4 separate regions of the Homo sapiens genome follow, and regions 2, 3 and 4 are each linked to region 1. Evidence: chromatin contacts called from ENCODE Hi-C or POLR2A ChIA-PET data. All regions are on one chromosome and are shown on one strand. Each heading gives the region's core, a stretch centred on a gene start or an enhancer-like site at or near the end of the contact. The rest is flanking DNA. Distances are from core to core; before and after follow the strand shown. Region 1 has its middle 31 kb from the start of LINC00222. Region 2 overlaps FOXO3 (forkhead box O3). Region 3 overlaps ARMC2 (armadillo repeat containing 2). Region 4 overlaps FOXO3 (forkhead box O3).

What was found. Hi-C counts contacts between places; a loop is a spot of excess contacts on that map. ChIA-PET counts read pairs that join two places held with the same protein, here RNA polymerase II (POLR2A). Pooled maps may share reads with other maps.
Region 2: a loop to region 1 is called in a pooled map, with 3 times the contacts of the local background. The contact joins two enhancer-like sites. A Hi-C loop is called at or near these places in 1 of 168 maps with a recorded cell type or tissue (Calu3) and 6 of 50 pooled maps. POLR2A ChIA-PET finds 5 or more read pairs at or near these places in 2 of 52 experiments (Caco-2 and PC-9).
Region 3: a pooled map shows a loop between it and region 1 (2.3-fold over the local background). The contact joins two enhancer-like sites. A Hi-C loop is called at or near these places in 1 of 50 pooled maps. POLR2A ChIA-PET finds 5 or more read pairs at or near these places in 2 of 52 experiments (OCI-LY7 and SK-N-SH).
Region 4: a map of MCF 10A shows a loop between it and region 1 (7-fold over the local background). The contact joins two enhancer-like sites. A Hi-C loop is called at or near these places in 1 of 168 maps with a recorded cell type or tissue (MCF 10A), 1 of 37 single-sample maps with no recorded cell type and 8 of 50 pooled maps. POLR2A ChIA-PET finds 5 or more read pairs at or near these places in 1 of 52 experiments (activated T-cell).

Annotation. Positions count from the first base shown.
Region 1 is chr6:108,781,344-108,784,457 of GRCh38, forward strand. No RefSeq gene overlaps it. Among named protein-coding and RNA genes, the nearest start is that of LINC00222, 31 kb to the left of the region's middle. RefSeq lists an enhancer at 1,023-1,072. Within about 2 kb of position 1,453, at least 22 of the 41 ENCODE cell types and tissues checked have a DNase peak (open chromatin) inside an H3K27ac peak, as active enhancers do.
Region 2 is chr6:108,595,460-108,598,573 of GRCh38, forward strand. The region is part of intron 1 of FOXO3 (forkhead box O3); the gene reads left to right. Among named protein-coding and RNA genes, the nearest start is that of FOXO3, 36 kb to the left of the region's middle. Within about 2 kb of position 1,697, at least 6 of the 41 ENCODE cell types and tissues checked have a DNase peak (open chromatin) inside an H3K27ac peak, as active enhancers do.
Region 3 is chr6:108,943,969-108,947,082 of GRCh38, forward strand. All of the region lies in intron 12 of ARMC2 (armadillo repeat containing 2), which reads left to right. Among named protein-coding and RNA genes, the nearest start is that of ARMC2-AS1, 21 kb to the left of the region's middle. RefSeq lists an enhancer at 1,393-1,949. Within about 2 kb of position 1,548, at least 26 of the 41 ENCODE cell types and tissues checked have a DNase peak (open chromatin) inside an H3K27ac peak, as active enhancers do.
Region 4 is chr6:108,621,323-108,624,436 of GRCh38, forward strand. The region is part of intron 1 of FOXO3 (forkhead box O3); the gene reads left to right. Among named protein-coding and RNA genes, the nearest start is that of FOXO3, 62 kb to the left of the region's middle. Within about 2 kb of position 1,484, at least 16 of the 41 ENCODE cell types and tissues checked have a DNase peak (open chromatin) inside an H3K27ac peak, as active enhancers do.

The DNA of each region.
Region 1 (3,114 bases), core at 203-2,702:
ATCTAATGAGGTCTCTGATCTGGAGAGGAGAAGCACCTTGAGCCAGGGAAAGCCTCTTCCAGCACAGACAAGGCAGCCCTTTCTTTAGTGGGTGTCCTTTTCAGAACCAGGTGTTGCTAAGATTTAAAAGGTATTCTGTTTGCTAATTCAACTGAAATACACACAATCCGCCCCCAGTGCTGGGTTCAACATCTTTTTGCCAAGGCGGTTTTTACAAATGCTGATGAACCACTCCATGTGGCTTCCTAGGCAAGCACATTCCTCAAGCATTTTGACACCGGCTAATGATTTAAAGTCCCTTTGGCTCCATAAACAGTGGAGGCCGGCCCAAAGTGTTGGCTGATTAGAAACCCACTGGGCAGGCTCGCCCAAAAGGGCCTGGGGCTGGGTGAGCGCTCTACCTGGCTTCCCTCCTTGGGTGAGGAGGAGTGGGGTGGAAGGAAGGTGAGAAGGTGGTGCCCCTTTTCTGGATCTCTTGGTTTCCCTTTGACTCTCCATCTAGTATTCTCTGCATACACACACACTCGCACACACACACGCGCACACACATGCACACTCATATGCACACGCACACTCGTCTCTGCCTATGACTGTTCGATATCTTGTTGAATAGGCTCTGTGAAGGGCTGGGGGAGGGGCACATGTTGGAGAGAATGCCTACTTTTACTTCACTCGCAAAGATTCATCCCAAATTCTGTGGGGGTGTGTTGGCAAGGAGGGGAGGCAAGACTAAACAGAGGGGATAAAAACTTGCATCCGCATGATTGCTTTTTAAAAATATGACAACTTGTGAAAGCTTTATTTTCTGTTTATAGTGAAAGGCATTTCTTCTTGCCATTTACAGAGCAATTCTGCAAGAGAGCTTCAGCAAAATTCCAAAACAATCGCATCGAGAGTCGGCACAACGCAGGTCTCCCGACTTTGACTGGTTCCAGACGAAGTTTCTTTTGTCGTTTGCTAGCCTCCAGGGATGCAATCTCTACACTCTCTGTGGGATGGAGGGGGAAGGTGAGTGGAGGGAACATTAAATATTAGGAAACCCGAAGAAAAAGCAAAAGCAACTGCTTTCTCAGGCTGCCCTTCGGAGGTTCGTAGTCCGGGAACGATGAAGGGAGACTGCCACCTATGGGCCAGGTTCCAGGGACGCCCGCACGTGGCGTTCTGCGGGACAGACGCAGTCTTAAGGTAGAAGGGAAGGCGTCTTCATGGGACAGTGAGTCACCGCACACTCTGCTTGCAGGCAGAAGCACTCTTAACTCATTCAGGACAGATGAGCATTTTCCCAATTTAAAGGACACTTTTTTTTTTTTTTAAACAAGAGTGTGATCTTGTAAGCCAAGTTTTGTAATACAAACAAAATAATGGAACTGACACCCCAGGACCCACCATTTAAATTAAACAGATGTTCAGTTCAGTTTGGCTGCTAGGTTCCACAGTGGGATCCACTCCAGCACTATACCTGAAATTGTGTGGCTGCTTAACAAAAATGAATCAGCATAATGAATCAGAGATAAACATCCTCTTGCCGTGCCGTCCCAGTAGAAAAGCAACAGGATAAATAACAATTGGGCAAATATCAAACCCATTCCAGCAGATGCCTGTGGGTGGGGGCAAGGGAAATGAAAGTGGAATCAGACACAAAGGGGAATATAAAAGGAAGCACAGTTGTAAAACTAGAGAGGGACCTCACATACAGTCACGGTAATGGGATAAGAACTGAGGAGTATAATTCAATCACCTCTGCTCCCAACGTGAAAAAGAAAAGTTATATGCTTTGAGCTTGGCAAGTGGGAGACGGCTACTGTGTTATAATGGTTCCAATGGTATCATACAGTTGTCCTTTGATATTTGAGATCTATGTGTTCGTGAATAGCAAATCCTATTATTCCCATTGTCTTCCATTATAAAATCAGATCTGCCACACAACACCTATACGATACTGGATTTAGAGTAACCAAGCAGTCCCGACTCCTGTTGCAGAGAAGGGAGTGGTGTAGGTATTTGTGTGTGCATTTTTTTGTCTGAGTGTGTGTACATGTGCATGTATATGAAAGCATGTGTGTATGTATGAGTGTTTAAAAAAGGAGCTCAGGAAGGATTATGGTTCTGTCACTCCAAACCAAAGGAGATTTAAGGTCCTCTGCCCAGCATTGTAGCACCTAGAGAAAAGCTAACCCTGTCCAGGGAGGCATCTCCCCTGAATAGGCACATGTACTGAATAGGCACACTGCCTTCCAGACCCATCAGAAAGGCAGAGTTGGGCTGTAGAGTCTTCAACAGAAATCAGCAAGTAAAACTTGGGATGCTAGAATGGTACTGTACTTTCAGCAAGTGGCAAAGGAAACACAGGAAAGAATCCAACAGAAGCAGGATGGGGATTTTCTGGGCAGACTAGTAGGCTGGGTGAGGGAGAATAACCCAGTGTTGCACTCTATGTATAATCCACATTTTGTTTGCCCATTTTGCTCCTGAAGGACCTGTAGGAGACAGGAGCTAGGCCAGAACTGTTCTCTTAGCCCCACCAACTAAGGGTTAGTAGCATCAGTTCCTAAGTGAAGAAGAACTGGCAACCGATACCAGAATCCATCGAATGTCCTTTAGGGTTCTTTATACATAAAAACATAAATAGTGCCAAATTCTCATTAGTAGCTCAGTTGCTCTTTAAAAAAACACTCCTTTTATCTTTTATGAAGTGTAAGTTCAAGAGTCTTTCTAGATGTTGTAATATTCGGACACCTGGTTTAGGAGGCCTCTCTCTCCCCCCTTCATATATGTGAACCATAACCAGGAAGATCTGAGTATCTTTAACGTATATTAGTAAATTATATATACTATCGTTTCATGTACTTTACATTTTATGTAAATTATATTGTATAAATATTTATGTTGCATCTTTCTAGTTTATCATTACACATTTTAGATGTATCCATGTAGGTGATAAGGATCTAGTTCACTCATTTTAATGGCTGTGCAGCATTGCATTGCATGAATAATCCACATTTGATTTGCCCATTTTGCTCCTGAAGGTCAGGTAGCTTGTTTCCACTTTTAAGCTATTACCCAGAGTGCTGAAAGAATGTGCTTTTGTTCATATCTCCTTGGACCCACGTGTCT
Region 2 (3,114 bases), core at 447-2,946, 190 kb before region 1:
TTAATAACTCGGCAAAGGTACTGGGTACAGGGGACCCCTTTGCCCTTTCATTGAGACCATTTACATAAGTTTTTGTAGTTTCTGTAACTTTTATTATTTTATGTTCTCTCTCATAGAAGTGTATGTTTCTGGAAGGAAGGCGATTTGTTAATACAAATCCTAAAGATAGATTGTTTACCCTTGAAAAGAAAGGATCAAAGAAAGCAAAAACCATATAAAATCTGCCTTCCTACATTTCCCATTCCTAAGACTTTAGGATAAAATCTCCTCTCCTGTTTTAAGTCACTTCTGTCTAAGGGAGTTTTTTTGCACACAACATGAAATTAGTGACCTCTGTGTTTGCACGTGGTTATGAGGGGCCTGATGGTGTTCAAATGCCAAGCTGCCAATTTACCTTGTTAGTGATGAGTTTGATAATTCTGCCAGAAATGGACTTTTTACATTAATGGGCCAAGTATAGAATATTTTGAGATTCAGTAAGAAATATTTTAATGGTGGCAGGCCCTGGTCCCCTTCATTCTGTCAGACTGCCCAGATACTGCTTCCTTCTTGTCCGTTTTGTTTAAACTTTCCATTCATATTTTTTTCTTCCTGAAATGTTTCTTTATTTTGAGGAATGCCCCCAAAGCTTATAACCTGTCAGTGTGCATTATTTTACCATGAAGGTCAAATGCTTTATTTTCTACCTTTCTCTTCCCCATCCTATTATCCCTTAGCATTGAAAACATTTTTATAGTACTATTTTTGTTATTGTTTCCCAGTGGTTTTTGAGGAATAATGGACCTGTTTGAGGAAATGTGTGTTGCCTGATCTCTAGAAAAATGTGGTTACCTAAGACATTTTGCATGTGATTTGGATATGATTTCAGGGGCTTATGGACCCACTAAGTCCCATCCATGGACTCCTGGTTAATGGCCTAAATGAAAAAAAAAAAAAAAAAAAAAAAAGTTCAAAGTAAAAGTAGTAATGTGGACTCAGAGGTATAGAGGGGAAAATGTCCAGATTACTTGAAAAGTTATGGGTTGTTGAATGAACATCTCCTCTAGTATGTTTTGTAAGTAGGGAAGGAAAACATTTGTTTGCCAAGGGAATGAGAAAGTTTAAGCAGGAAATGGAAATCGGAGATGGGTCACTAAGAAGCAACATTTAGAGGAAAGTGGAAGGTAAATAAATGTGTACCTGTCCATAGGCAAAGTTACAGGCAATTTGGGAGAATCCAGAACACTAGCCTAATTACACACTGTGTTTAAAAAGTGATCTGTGGTTTAAAAAAAGGATCTGGAAAATACTTAATATACACTGTCACCCTTTAGGGACTTCAGGATGCGTACCAGCAGACTGAAGCCCATAAGTCCTGCAGTAAAGAAACCTGTTTTATATTGTTTAATCCATCATATCCCAAACAGTTGCAGCTCAAAGGGATGCTTTTTTTTTCTTTTTTCTTTTTTTTAACAGAAAACAGTTATCAGCAGAACATACTTTGGGAAATAAACTGTTGGACTAAATAAACTAGAGTCTTATCTAACTCTTTAGAGTCTGAAGTGTGGATGGTATCTTGAACCACAATAAGCAGAGAAAATCCCAAAGGACTGGAGAGAAAATTTACTCTGGAGATGGCAGCAGCTAAGTGAGAACAGAACTTGGCCATACAGTTGTGTCTTAACTTGTCCCAAAAGGGAAGTGCCAGAATGTGGGTGATGCCATTGGGCTATGTTAGAGACACATCAGCTCAGAGGTTGTATAAGTTGTTTCCATGGCTAGATGAGAAAGAGAGCCAGACCTAAGAGTGTCCCCTTGAGCCATTAGAAACAGTGTCACCCCAGAGATTTACTCTTTTCAACTTCTCTGTCCCCATTAAATCCAGAAGCACACCAGGCTGAGAATGGGTAATAGGCTTAAGCACAAAGAAATTGCTTATGATTCTGAATGTGGAAGGCATCTTTCTTTTCAGCTATGAGGATGCTCATTTAAGAGAAATTGCTTTCTTATTAAACAGAATGATTGTGCTTTTTTTTTAATTGGATCAGAACATCCCCATGCTGCCTTGTGGTATTTGTACCTAACAAATGGATAATGACTATGTGAAATTATGGATTCTGTTGGCTAAATTTAAGCTGTCAATACAGGGCAAAAGGGTACTTTGATTCCATTACACATTGCGTTACCAGTCTCCAGAGTCCATGGGGTTAGGTACTCCATGTTTTAATATGTTTCAATAACTTTTTTATACTGACGTCTGCAGGCTTTGGTAACTCATACTGTAGACCTGTATGTGGCTGTGTCCAGCTGCAGCATGTGAGGTAGCCAGAGAGCTATTTCAGGAACAAACAGAGCTATTTCATGTTTCCTCTAATTTGTAATAAGCACTTAGGTCTGCCTGACTCTTGAGATGTATCACAGAGTTCATCACACGCCACCTATTGTAGTACTAAAAGGTACTAAAATTAGAATTCATGCTTTTGGTGTTTTAAAATTAGCGATTCTTTTCCCTCTGTTGAAGCTATATATATTTGTTAAATAGTGTCTTTTAAACCCATAAATTCTAAGCTAGAATTGATGAACATTCAGATTAAAGCAAGCAAGAAAAAACTTAATAAAAACAAAATTCCTCTCACGGAGTTTGAGGTTCCAGTGATTTAGTGGGTCATGTGTTTTCCATTAAGGATATAGTTCCCATGCAGTTAATAATGTACAACACTGTGGGTTCTCTCTGCTTTAATCTTTGCCTTCTTCCTCCCTACTGTCCCCTCTTCCATCTCCCTCAATTGGGGAGGGGAAAATCCCTGTGCATCTTTCTGTTCTTTGTAGAATTTGTTCCTTGGTAGTTTCTTCATCAACTTGAGTCACCTCAGCCCTAGAGGAGGAATGGATTAGCTGAATTCTGCTGACTTGTTGCTACCCAGCTCTGCTGATAGGGACATTTGTAGGGTGGGGATGACAGGGGATTACCAAGCAGTTGCTGAGTGATAAACTGAACTGAGGCAACCACAAGCAGGATACATAAAAAAGAACCACTGGCACGCACTGACCCATTGCTCTGAACCAGCTGTCTGTGCTGGGCCCTGGTGGGAAATGGAGGGAAAAAAAATCTAGAGCTTTCTCTTGAACAAAGTT
Region 3 (3,114 bases), core at 298-2,797, 160 kb after region 1:
AGGTCTGGGATGGGGCCCAAGAACCTATTTTTAAGAGACTTCTCAAGTGACTCAAATGAACAGCAGGTTTTGAGACCCTATGGTTTAAGTTATTAAGGTGGTTCTTTAAAACCATTTTCTCCAGTATTGACAGCAGAGGGGTTCCCATAAAACCTCAAAAGATTTTAAAGTGATTAATCAAATCAGCCACACAGAGTCAGTCTTTCTCTACAGGAGCAGAGCTGACAGTGATTCTTCCTGACAAAGTAGGAACCAAGTTGACAAGACCCACCAGGTGCTAATGTAGGCTTCCCAGTAAGTGGTAAGAACCACTGGCCCTTTGCCTTTTGCACAGGCAGCTGAGGAATGATTTCTTAGCTGGAGAACACAGGATGGTACATTAGTCTTTTCCACAAATTTTCGCTGCCAGACTTGTGTCAAAATAAGTCCTGGGACCAAATCTAGTTTGAAAAAGGTGCTCATCACACTGATGAGGCTTCAAGCACTGGCCAGAGTGGCTCCCTCAGGAGAGATGGGCACAGGCTCTACTCCTCAGGACCCTTAGAGCCGCCTGTCCAAGGGAGGGTGCCTTCAGTTCAGTTGGCTAGACAAGCTGCGAGTTGCTGATTCATTTGTTAGTGAAACAAGCACCAAATTTCATCTTTAAAATAATTCCTGCAGATATCGTGTTTTGAGACAGTTCAGTATATACCCATATCTAAATGTTGTAGTTTGCAACAGTTAAATTGAGAGTGATGAGTTCACTTAGAATATGGTCCGCTTTACACCCCCTCTGTTTGCATAATGGCCCTCAGTGAAGTGGGCCTCCGTTTCCATCTGTATGTGATGGTTATGTGCATGGCCTGGGTTTCTGGCTCACCAACAGTCTCAATGAAAAGGCATCTACTCCTCCCAGCTCTCATAAATGACTTCCGCAGGGAGAGCAAGGGAAACTTCTTTGGCTCATATCTGTGTGGTTAATTTGTCCAAGATCCATGATGCAACTAGTAACTCCAGTTCCCACACACACAAAAACTGAGATGAAACAGCCTCTCGTTCGGCTTAATGCCGTATGAAAGCTAAACTTTAGAGTTAGGTAAAATATCTATTAAAAATGCTGGCCAAAATTCAATTAAATGACAAATCTCATTTAAGAAATGTGCACATATTGTCTGCTTTATGGTGTAAACTGCTTTTGGTACAAAACAAATGTGCAAGCAGATGGGCTTAATAACGAAGGAGGGAGTGGGGTTGCTATCAGCCTTTGGGAGGCAGAGCCTGCCTCAGGAGGCGCCTCTGACGTCAGTGTTGCTACATTTAGCATCTCAGGAAAATACATTTGGGTTTGTTTTTTGGAAGAACATGAAGGGATTTTCCCCATTTCTTCTGTAAATATCTACTAGGCAAGAGATCTGGTAAAATGCCTCAAATAAGACTTTCAAAAGACTGGCAATATTTTGCAAAGGTCATGATCAAAAAGAACAACCTTTGTCTACATTCCTATCACATGTGTCCATTGACCATTTAACTCTCTCCACGTTTAGATACGGTTAATTTCTTGTTTCTTTTACCACAGAGCTTCCAGATGCAGCAGGACTGTCGTCAGAGCCTTTGCAAACCCTGGGAACTGCCAGACTCATTCTTGGTTGTGCTGCTTTTAAAGTCCTACCTCTCTCATTCTGTTTAGACTTCTATAGGCATAAGCTGCTGTCTTCAGCCATGTATGCACAGTGAACACTGATTTGGAATGCTTAGCCATCGTGGTATCAGAAATGAGAGCTGGAATGTCTGAACAGTGTGGGCTGAAAGCAAAACCACCTCCATTTTTCTAGCTGTTCATCTTGAATGTGACCACAGCCTTTCAGCATTCCAGAGAGGTGCCTTCTCTTCCCCGCTATCCTCTTTGGGCCATCAAGGATTGGTTAGGAAGGTGCCCCCACCCCTTCCCCTGGTGCCTTTGTAGGGCGACTTGGCTCCCAGCTTGTCCTCTGCCTCCTGCCTGACAGGAGCACGCCCTATGGCTGTCTTCCCAGCCCCTCTGCAGGCACATTCCCAGCGGGTGCTGAGAGCATTTGGCTGAGCTTGCTCCTTTTTTCAGCCTTGGCCTTGGTCTGCGCCCCTGACCGGGCAGGCTGTACAATACGCCCTTAGCTTGTTCATTCTTTCCAGCTCCTGCCGGCTTTGCCCTTGTGGAACTGGCTCTTACCCCGCTCAGCACGGAACCCAAATGCCTGATTTATGTCTGCTGGCTTGAAAAAGAACTTAGCACAGTGAAATTCTAGCATTGGCCTGGTACTTTTGAGTGACATTCAGAGGCATATCGTGGGTGCTCAATAAATGATTGCTGATAGAACAGATAGATGGATGGAGGAATCAAGCGTAATCTCTTCTGGTTTTAAAATGATTTTCTACTTAGATTCTTGGCTTTGAGTCTCCAACATTTCAGATTCTTCGATTTTATCTAGTTAAACACGTAGGCAAACTCTTGACCCACTTTCAGTGCCCTATGGTCAGTTAGCATTTTTGCAGTAGTGCACAGTCTGTCTTCCAGTTTGCTAAAATTTATCTGTTCTTCAAGCCACCTGCAAGCTCAATTAATGTTTGAGTTTTGTTTGAGGGTGGTAAGTTGGATAAACAAAGCAAATTGTAAATCCTGATTCAGCTCTCAGGCACGAGAAGTTTGTAACCATATTTTAAACAGGGTATTTTGATTAATTTTCTGGTTAATAGAGAGTTCGGATTTTAAGTATATTTACATCCCCTTCCATTTCAACCCATTCTTACAAATTTTTCTAAAATGTGTTCCTTTACTTAGTGGAAGCAGTTCCCTCCTAAGTGGAGTCTGCTGAACATAGTTTATTCTTTCTGTGACAGCTTGATATTGTTTCTTCCCCACAGTCAACATTATGCACATGAGTTATTTTAAGGTACGGGAGGAAGGGTGTGGGAGTCGGGGAGGAATGTGTTCACTGTGGCTGGCCATGGGCAGAGAGTAATGTGAGGTAGCAAAGAAGTGGTTGCGTGGGGCCAGATGATGCATTAGATGCTGGCTTTGACATTCATTTAATAGGCAGTAGATGTTTTTGAGCAAAGGGAAGAGCTGTGCTTTAAGAAGTGGTGTTAGGGTTGATGGCA
Region 4 (3,114 bases), core at 234-2,733, 160 kb before region 1:
TGCCTTGCCAACTGCCTGCTGTGTGAGTCTCAAAGACATCAGATGTCATCAAGCCACAAGGACTTCTTGGTCATTCTTAAGGCCATGGCAGGAGCACAGTTCAAAATCCAATTCACAAGGCAACGTCTGGAAGAAAGAATCAAGTATGTGTGTAGTGCATGATGTACCTCAGCTACTGTAGTGAAAAATTGTTGGGATGAGTCTTTCACCATGTTAGTGTTTTTTTTTGTTTTGTTTTGTTTTTTGAGACAGAGTCTTCCTCTGTCACCCAGGCTGGTGTGCAGTGCTAAATATCCTGCAGTGCATAGGAGAGGCCCACAGCAGATGTGTCCAGCTCAAAATGCCAGTAGTGCCAGGGCTGAGAAACCTACCTGAAGCCTCACAGTGGCATGGTCCGTTTCAGAAGTATGTGGGAGAGAAAATTGAAGGTGAGAGGTCTGTAGCTCTCCTGAAGTCAGGCCACATAAGTACTTTGCCAGGTAGGTAGTGCCTAGTGACAGGGATGTACTAGAAAGAATTCCTCTTGAGCTTGGCCTTGGGTCTCGTGCAGACATGTTCATGTGACATTAGGGGAGGCTGTGGGCCTCAGGCAGCTAAGGAGTAACTGGCAAGTTTTGTATGGAGAGTCGGGAAGACAGAAGCAGGGGCAGCCGGGAGTGGTGGCTTACCTAGTAATCCCAGTACTTTGTGAGGCCAAGGCGGGTGGATCACTTGAGATCAGGCGTTTGAGACCATCCTAGCCTGGCCAATATGATGAAAGCCCATCTCTACTAACAATACAAAAAAATTAGCTGGGTGTGGTGGCGCATGCCTGTCATCCCAGCCACTTGCGAGGCTGAGGCAGGAGAGTCGCTTGAACCCAGGAAGTGGAGGTTGCAGTGAGCCCAAATCATGCCACTGCACTCCAGCCTGGGCGACAGAGCAAGACTGTCTCAAAAAAAAAAAAAAAAAAAAAAAAGGCAGGGATATCTGAGACTTAAGTTCCTCTTGGAGAGCTGGAGGGTCAGGAGAGCGAAGCTTTCTATCTTGCTTTGTACCTGAGATCTCCTTGAATCAGGGTGGGCAGGGAGAGAGAAGGGATCTGTTCAGACATTTCCTTTTGGGGTCAAATGAGAGGAAGGAGTCCTTGCCCCTTGGAGAATTACTGCAAGGATCTGGTTGAGTTGAGAATTTGTTTCCCCCACCAGTATTGTTTTTGGTGTTTTTTTGTTTTGTTTTATTTGTTTTGTTTTGTTTTAACATCTCTGTTTCCTTCCCCTTTCTGTTGTTGCTCCTTCCTCCTCCCACTCCAACTACCACACAAATCCTGACAGGAGCCTTTCTGCCCCTCTAGGGAAGGGGCCCGTGTGAGGAACTCTTACTGGACGCCCCCTTCCCTGTTGCTGTGCTGATCTTACACATCAGTTTCCACGGATCCCATGTGAATCAGTTGTCTTCCTCATTTACTCTGAGCAAGGGTGGCAGCAGCAATAGCAGAAGACGTAGATGCAGTGACTCATTTTGCATGATGTCTGCAAGAGAGCCGGGCCTCCCGTGTGCTGTGGCTCTCGTTCAGGCATTGCTTCAGAAACTTGATTCTTCTGGAATTGTGCATAAGAGGGCCTTTTAGAAAAAAAAAAAAAAAAAAGCTGGAAGAGTTCCCCTTCCTGAGCTTCAGTGGAAGCAACAGGAGGGTGGGCCACGTCCAGGACAGTGGGAGAGCAAGGATGGACCCTCTGTGTCCACCTCCAGTGTGTGGCACTGTTTTCCATCTCATCTTGGACATATCATGGGGCTACAGCATGCCTCAGAAGCCTGCCAGAACCTAGTGATGGTTTCCAGCATCTGGGTTTGGGGAGGACTGTGGTGATGCGCTAGGGATAGCCATCTGGAAGGGGTGGGGCAGAGACAGCAGGAGCCGTAGTCGTCTCAGGAGCCTACTCTGATTAGCTTATAAGTTGGCCTCTTTTCATGATTTCTGGGTCATTGGTGAGTGGATAGGAGTTATAGGATCCTTTGTGGGTGAGTAGAAGATACTGTGGCAGATAGGTTTTACTGAACCCACCTGCACATGTAAATCTTTCCTTTTTAATGTGTCACCTCTTCAGTTTGGGTGGAGAAGCTTGCCACCCCCAGGTTCATCCCTAAGCATTGTGGTAGGCTCAGGACTAACAGACACTAGCTCAGCCCCATTGAGGGCCCCCAGGCTAGGCTTCAGCTTTGGGAAAGCTTGTTTTCTCCTTGGGCAGGCCTTGTCAGACGTTTTGCTCCTGGGTGTTTGATGTTTTGATGTCTGTACTATACAAAGCCACATGGGAAGGCAAAGGAATACACCCCTTTGTATAAATGACAGTCATAACAAATGAAGTATATACCAGTTTGTGCTGTCTGTCAAGGAGTAATTCATCTCAGCTAGTAAAATAAAGGGGAAGGGAAGGAAATTCAGGTCTTTAGCTATGCATTCATAAACTGGACTTAAGAAGAGCCTTCCTCCTCTTATAATGCTAACTGCTCTTAATATTTCCTTCTTAATGAACAGTTGATATAAGAGTTTTCTCCTTTCATCTAAGAAATACAGAACAATCTGCAAGTTTTCTTAGTTGTTTGTTAAATGGACTTCGAAATGATTGAGAAATTCGTATTTCTCAGCGAAAATAAGTATTAAGTTAATGGACAAGTAGCAGTCCTTGTTGCCACCAAGATTTTGCATCTGAATTGTATATATAAACTGTGTCAGGAATATCATAAAATCATGTTGAGGCTGCAGGGACAAGGAAATTTCATCTCATGAATCTGTTTGATGTTTTCGGGATGTCCTGAGAGAAAAATTCTTTGACCTGCCTAGTGAGCAAGGTCTAAGTTTGTACACCCAGGTCACATTGTACCCTGGGCTTTCCAAAGATTTATCCTGCATCTGAGCCAAAGGCTTTTGAAGCCTGTGGTTGCTGGAATTTTAGGGTGTATCTCTTTGCTTCTTCAGATGAGACATTTCTTAAGGTAGAATAATGGTTAAAAAAAAAAAAACCTCTCAGTTTACTCTAGAAAGATACAGCATTTTTGGTACAAATCCAAGGAAGTCCAAAGAGGATCAGGTTTTATAATTATATTTTAATATGTGAAAGGAGAAACCTGTTT